Regions from separate parts of the Homo sapiens genome. Here region 2 is linked to region 1. A link is an interaction called in ENCODE POLR2A ChIA-PET data of the cell type or tissue named here. Cell type or tissue: PC-3. All regions are shown on one strand.

Region 1 (4,000 bases):
AGCTATAACTTTTTATTTCTAATATCACCTTGTCCCCATCCTATTCTGCCAGTTTGGTTTATTATCACAATTGCAATGGAGACTTAATTTTATCATTTATTATAGCATCAAATTCTAGGGTCACAGCTATTTAGATCATGTTCAAAGTGAGTTTTGTAGTTTCAACATTTGACAGTAATATGGATAATACAAATTATGTTTTGGGCATCCATTGTGGATCTTCTCTTACATATTTTCTTAGTGCCCTTCCTCTTGGATTTACAAAGCCACTGTTGTGACAATGATTTAGTCTTCATTCTCTAATGAATAATTCCATTAAATATGCTGTACATACATGTATCTATGATATCAATTTAATGCTGATGGGAAACACACACACACAGACACACACAGACACATACACACACACACACACACACACACATATCAAATTATAGAAGGAAGACCAGGGGAATGTATATAATTTTGATGTTCATGCTGAGCATTCACTATTCTAGGAAGAATACAGGAGGCCTATGACTAGATATGATCTCTACTCAGAAGAGTGTATTAAATGAAATTAAGAGAGACCATTGTTTTGGATTGAGCTTATACACCAGGCCCTAACAAATCAAGCCAAGTCAAAAGGGAGTTGCTGATGTTAAATGCCACATAATCGAACTGAAACATTAAGAAAGCAAATAAATCCCAAAACAGACCAATTTTTCGTGAACATGAGATTCTAGTCTACCACAGCATAATATGTTATTCCCCTCAGCTTTAATTATTATAAAAAGTAACCCGAAGTAACCTGATGTTCACCAATGTTGGTTTTTGTTTTTGTTTTCTATATTCTGCTTCCTTATCACCACTTTACAAACCCTATAATCTACCATTGCTCAGAGGGAGCTCTCATTTTGTTCTGTAGAATGGAGACTGTGCCGATTTATGAATCTCAAATAAAAGCTCGTCAAGTCTATAGCTATACTGTTGTTATTTTCTCTTTGACAGATGTATGCTAGTTCCTTGGCTGAAACATCTTAAATGGTAATAAGGTATTTCGAAAATAGAAGGAATTCCTTGAATATGTATATCAAAAATAATGCTCCATTTGTTTTTATTTTTTAGCTGGCTCTTTAAAAAGGCAATCTTCAAATGTATTGTGTGGAGGAAGTAATTTTATTATCACACTTATTTAGACTTTGGAGGGACAACTAACTCAAGGTTTTAAAAGGTTATATCACTGCAGGAAGCCCTTTGTACCGTCCTATACTCCAGGTGGGTCTGTCAGAAGTGAATAATGATACCAGGAACTCTCTCTTCAATCTACCTTTTTCACAGAGCTTGTTTCATTTTATTAAATTTGTTAAACAGTTCATCACTTTGACCCTAAACTTTTTTCTTTATTATTATATAGATTTAAAAGTGATACCATTTTGCCTGTAATTGCAATGAGAAAAATGCATGGGGGACCTGGTGTGAATGCAAGATGCCTCCTTTGTTTGCACTCTCCAGAGGCATATTACTCATATGTTAGTTTAACACATGCCCACAGGCAACAGCTCATTGCTTAGAGTTAAGAAATATGAATCCTTACACTAAGCCATAAGTTATTTAGCTTACCAGCAATTGAATTTAAAAGATTTAGGTTGTGAGTCCAGCTGTAACACTGGAAACAAAGCATGTATAGTAATAAGGACATATGGAAATTTGAGTGAGTTGCCACTGGTATAGCCAGGAAACTTAGACCCTTTGTTCTTAGTGAGAACAAGTTACTGTACATTTTACTCATTTTTCATATTAACCTTCAAAGTTCTGTTGATGTTCCATCTTGATCTTTACCTGAATGTTTACATATACCCTCCATAATACTTGCAGGATATTTTGAACACATCAGCATTCAAAATATGCTTTAAAATGTTGGCTTTTTTTCTAGTTTAAAATGTTTTTAATCATTCCTTAATTATATTCCCTTTTGAGGTGGTCTCTACTTTATTAATATGTGTGTAGGACTGGGTTCTGTGTGATGTCCTAGGTCATATTATTAATCACTTGTGAAAATGAAACAAGTACCCTAAAATCTAGTGCTATACTTGATCATGAGACTGATATTTTCAGTGTTTCAGAGTGGAAACACCAGAGGTTCATTATGCTGCTGGAGGACTTCCAGCTACTTCTTATTAGGCTAATATCTGGGTCAGAGGGTGGGCGATGCTGGAAGACAAGACTGGGTTCCCAGAGCAGCTTCTGTGTTCAACTCTCATGGCCGCTACCAAGTGCCCAGAACTTTAACTCTACTTCTCTGGTCACATTTTTTATTCAATGTCACTATTCTTTGTGTTCAGCAATGGCCAGCATCAATAGGGCTGGAACAATGAATTTTTCTTTTATGCCCTCTGTCCTACCACTTGAGCTCTCTTTACTCTTTCTTTCTTGTCCCATTCTCATAGTGCTGTCATAAAGGAGAAATCCTGCTGAAGGTGCCTGGCAGATTATTCAATATAATGCAGCACCTTCTCCACAAACTTAAGCGAAAGCAAAAATCAACTATCAGTAAGAATGGCATCTAAATGATGACTAGCTTGCACCTTGGACAGACAGTATATAGTCTTTATTAATTTGTAAGCTAATCTGTTCAACTACAGAATATTAAATATAATACATATGAAACTTAATCCCTTGTTTGTAGGTGGTATATTCCATTAAAATAAAAGAATTTTTTTTTTTATCTAGAATTCTTGGCTTGGCCCTCAAAACAGTCAGGTCTTGGCCATAACTAATTTTTGACAGTCCCTAGTTCTGCAATGTTTCATACTAAGGGTTAGGGCTTGACCCGATGGATGTTTCTCTTAGTGATATAAGTGTGTATAATTCAAAGCTAAGTTTCAGTTGTCTATTTACCCTACCATTAGATATGGACAGAGAGATAAGCTTTACTTTAAATAAGTTCCATATATACTTGATTTTTTCTATTTTTGTTGTCATGGGCATATGATTTTTTTTTTCTGTAAGTTACTCAGAGCTCTTGAGAATGACATGAAAAACATCTATACGAATCAGGTCATTTTGTCTGTCCAGACAATATAGTTCTAAGTGTTTTGTCTAAGTCACTTTATTTTCAGTTTATAGGCACATCCAACTGTCCTTTAGGGAGATTTTGAGTTTTTATATTCAGGGATTTATTTACTTGAAAAATCAAGATGAGTGTGCCTTAACCAATAATAAGCTGTCTCAGTTGCTTTTAGAGTATTTAGAAATCCTTTTCTTTAAATTTCTTTTATAGAGTACGATTTTCCATCCTCACATTAAGCAGTGTTGATTTTATTCACAAAAGGCCCAATTAAATAGTGAGCAAAGGAAGTAAAACATCTTCTAGAGACTAAAATTCTCTTCTGAGGGATCTTCTATTTCCAAGATTTGAATAACGGACCAAATATGGGTGAATAATTTACTCAGTGTGCCACAAGGGTTCTTATTGTTTCAATCAAGTAAAGTTCTAAGAATTTGGGAAACATATTAACAGACTGATCTATGTGGGAAAGATATTTGATGTGTACATATTCATTATCATGGACATCTCAACTGCAGGAATGTTGGGAAGAAACATTTTAGTCATTTTAGAAATGTCATTTATCACTTCTGGTTACCAGGTTAAGATCTTTCAAGTCTTTTCTCCAATTCCTCTTTGTCTTAAATTCCTGCTGGGTTCACAGTAGTCGCCTTGAAGAAAGAGTGCTAAAGTCAAGTAGCAAAAGCTTACTCAGGGATTCTGAGGTTTAAGACATATAGTGTGCATGCTTTTTCAGATCTTTCTTTCCTGTTCATTTCTTATTACTCTTGCTGGATGTTGTGGCTGAGCAGATGTTTTAGCAAGCATTCCTCCCCATGCCCCTCCACACACATTTTCAGCAAAGACCTAAATCTATCAATTTTATTAATATCTGTCATCTGGCTAATGACCTCCCTGCTCTCCACTGCTGGTTGACACTTTGAATCAAGAACACCATTTTGCATTGTATTA
Region 2 (4,000 bases), 710 kb before region 1:
GTGGTTAAATTTTTTTTTTTTTTCAGGGGGGCGGGTCTTTATGGTTTAGCCAAGCTTTCTTTATTAAAAACATACAATTAAAAGAAATGTGGTTTCATTTCTTACCTCAATCCGTTTTACTTCATTTGGGTTGTTCAGTATTAAGTTGTCCAACCATAAATTTCCCGTCTCACTAAATTTATTTTATCAGTGCAGTGGATTATTTTCAAGGTTCATTTTCCTAGTGCCCTAGCCAAGGCCAGAAAGAGGGTATTTTAAATTTCTCTTCTTCAGAAGCTATTCTTTGCTCTTTTCTCCACTTTAAGGACATTTTTCCCCTTTAGGAACACTCTAAAAGGAAGGTCAGTGTTCTGTCCTAAGTGACAGAGACATGTTTAGCATCTTCATCACTCAGTTTAACCTGTCTAAACTTTCACATTGAATTTTTACCCCATCTTGGTCCATCTGCTGCAAATTAAGTGGATACACCTATCCCCTTTGCTTTTTCAATTTCAAAGATAAATGATGTGAGGATTCTAATGATACATTCTGGCTAAAACAAGAAAGTCCACTTATATAGGATTGGGAAAGATCCCACTTCCTGTCTTCACAAAGGAGGACAATTGCCCTGTTATCTAATCCCAGTGTTCTGAGAGAGGCTGGCCCCAGCTTGAACAGAAAAGCAGAAAAATTTGCTTCCCCTTCCTCCCCTCACCTTTTGGACCAGGATTCTTTGTTGACTTCTGTTATTGGCTCTTTCTGGTCTCCCAGCAAGTTGTCGTCTCCCCTTGGCCTCTTTTGTTGTCCTAGAATTCTTCCCAGCCACCTTCCCATGCTACAGAAGAACCTCTCCCTCCTTATTCTCATTTTACCAGAAATCTTACCTCTGCTGGAAAAATTTCAGTTGATGGCCAGGTGGAGCTGAGCCTGTGTTTCCCCTAAGACTCCTGTGCAGTAGCTTATGTGGAAAGTGTTTCCAGGGGACAAAAGTTGGGGTAATGGAGAAAGTGAAATGAAAAAGAGGAAAGGGCAATTCAGAGGTGTGCCCTGAGTTGGTCCCCACATATCCTGGAATTTTCACTTCACTGAAAATCCTTTCTCAACTCACCGAGCCACAGCTATGTGCCCTTATGTCTCTACTTCAATATGATCACCTCCCTCTCTGGACTCTTAGCTTCTTAAGGGAAGAAAGCAGATTTCTCCATTGTGCCCTTCCTACATGCTAAAGCACATGGCCCCATGTAAGTACTCAGAAACGACATATTTGTTCAATAAATGAATGAATGAAGAGGGCCCTCTCTTGCTGCTCCAATCACAACAATCATGTGACTGCGTATTCCTCCTCTGTATATGCTGGTCCTGCCTACTCCTGTATGTAGTAATGTGAGCCATAGTGAGTGCATAAATGAATGCACAAAATAGAATATGAAATGATAATATTTTTTAAATATTAAATTGATATGTTTTTAAATTTCTTTAACTTATAATACTTCTCAGCTACCTGTACATAGAATCAATGGGTTTTGTTATTTCTGAAAAATAATAGATACTCCTACTCCAGAGCAGAGAAGTTATTTTTTGGTTTTGGTTCTCAGAGCTGACATTCTTGAATCTTTAGTAATACAATGTCTTATCATCAGAAAGAGATTTTCTAAATCCCAAAAGCTTCCCTTTACTCATCAAGAGTCAGCCTGATTCAAATCAGAGTTTAATTGCAATGAGTGGGTTCTGACCCTGGTTGTGTATCAGAATTACCTGGGGAGGCTTAGAAAATACTAATGCTCAGGCCTTACTTCTAGAGACTCTGATTCAATTATCTGGTCTGAGATGTAGTTCAGGTAATACTGCTTTGCTTTTTTTTTTTTTTTTTTTTAAATGCTTCCTAGGTGATTCTAATGTGCAGCCCAATAGGAGAACACTTCTGTAAACTGTATTGTTTGAAGGCTGGATAAAATGACTTTTGGTAAGACCCATTGCATGCAGGAAGGATAATAGAAGACCAGGGCAAGGAGATCAGACAGGAATGACTTGATTCCCTTGTGAGAGTTGAATCCCGGTGAGGGGGTGGGAAAGGGCCAGTAGGAACACCCAGAAAGGTTGGGGGATTCCTGGTGTGGGTCTTAGGCATGGCTTCTCAGGTGTTTCACAGGAGACTCCCAAGCCACAGAGGGAAGCCATGAATTCAATATGGTGCTGAGTATAGGGCTGCCGGGAATGTCTGGGGAATGTCTGAGGAATGTGACTAAGTAGATGGACCAGAAGGCAGCCCGACAGAGCGCATCATTCTTCAGTTTGGTGCAGCAAAGGCAGCTGAGTGTTCCTGGGACCCAAAAGCAATGCAGAAGTTGTGGTAGACTGTTAACTGGATAGACCTGGAGTTGAGATGGGGAGACTGCTGAGTGCAGGGGCCTCCTGCAAGAGGCTGTGGCAGGGACTGCTGAGTGCTACAGCGAGTGACATCATGACACCCAAGAGACCAGGAGGGACAAGATCCTCGCAGAGGATAGAGGCTCACCCACTGGAGACCAGCACAAACCTGAACATTGTTTTTTGCCTGAAACTCCATCTGCTGCTACCCTGAGTATAGGAATGCCTCCCTCTGCGTTCAGGCATGACTCTGAGAGGAGCGGTACAGCTCTCACTGGGAGGTGGAATTTTGAGTGGGATTAATATTCATTCCAAATCAACTTAGGCCAGTACACACTGTTTTACACCATACTGAACTACTTTTTATTTTTTAATGTGTTTTTCTTCTGCTATCATTGAAAGTAGGAACGAGAGGGCTTATAATAAAGAAAGCTATGCTTCTTGTGTGTTTGGATTGTGGTATGTAAATTTGTGATATGCTACAAAGAATATAAGAGATGAGTTTAAATATTGACAAGGTAGAGCCAAATAATTTCTCAGTACTATTTCACATAAAGTAGCTTTTAGTACAACAGAATGATATTCAGTAGTAAAAAAGAGACTGCTTATTGCTATACCTGCAACAACGTGAGTGGAACGCACAAACAATGAACAAAAGCAGCTAGACCCAAAAGAGTACATGCTGTATCAATCCACCAAATAAATTTGAGGAATAGGCAAACCAATCTATGGTCAATAGACAAACCAATGTACAGGATTAGAAGTCAGAGTATCAGCAATTGCTGCTGGTGGGGGTGTAGTTATTGAGTGAATGGTCCTTGAGGAAACTTTCTAGGGTGATGAGTAAGTTCTATATTTTGATCTGCGCATTGGCCACATAGATGTGTACATATGTGAAATGTCATTGAGTTGTCCAATTTGAAATTGTGTATTTTACTGTATATAAATTATAATTTAAAAAATACTACAAAAGGTAGGAGGTAAATGAAGAAAACAGTTCTACTCATTTTTCACCCAAAGACTTGGGCTAAATTGTCAGAGTATAAAGCCAAGTGTTGAAAAGTGAATGGTGACAGATAGAAATATACGTGATGCTTAAAACCACCGAGGGTTGACTCAGTCTGGCCCCTGAGTAGCAGAGAGAGAAGACAGAAAGTTTAGACATGAGCAATGAGGAAAATGTGTTTTACCAGAAGGCCCCTGGGCCTCCTCTGACAACTTCATTCTCTCTTGGAAATTTTTAGATCCCATTATATTACCACAGCATATTTCCAAAACTCTCCTGGAATTGATTTGTTGAAAGACACACTGGCTCCTTCAAAATAAAAACTTAGCTGTCAACACATCCTAATGGCATTTTGGGGGAAGAAAGAATGGTGACATAAGGGGCCCAGGAAGATGTAGCGATCAGGCGTGTGTACGTTCTGAGTCCTTGGGAAAGCTGCTTCATTTCATTGTCATGTAGTGGGAAGAGCATTGGTTTCAACATCAAAAACGTCTGAGTTCAGCCACTGACTTCTCCATTTCTATCTGGGTGATCTTAGAGAAGCTACTTGATTTTTCAGAACCTTTGTTTCTTCATCTATAAAAAGGAGATAATTCTTGTACAGATAGTACTATGAATATAAAATTAGATCATATATGGGCACTTGGT

Evidence for each region. Peaks named below come from ENCODE experiments on the same cell type or tissue, not always from the same donor. Only the 100,000 strongest peaks of a DNase experiment are listed, where the experiment ranks them.
Region 2: POLR2A ChIA-PET joins it to region 1 with 22 read pairs; 1 of 35 experiments calls an interaction of 5 or more read pairs at or near these places.

The regions. Positions count from the first base shown.
Region 1 is chr6:55,634,139-55,638,138 of GRCh38, reverse strand. It overlaps a transcript of HMGCLL1 not described here. Among named protein-coding and RNA genes, the nearest start is that of HMGCLL1, 57 kb to the right of the region's middle. In PC-3, no CTCF peak of the experiment used is centred here; a DNase peak (open chromatin) is centred at 1,568; H3K4me3 peaks cover 472 bases; H3K27ac peaks cover 2,155 bases.
Region 2 is chr6:56,345,370-56,349,369 of GRCh38, reverse strand. It overlaps a transcript of COL21A1 not described here. Among named protein-coding and RNA genes, the nearest start is that of COL21A1, 100 kb to the right of the region's middle. In PC-3, no CTCF peak of the experiment used is centred here; a DNase peak (open chromatin) is centred at 1,659.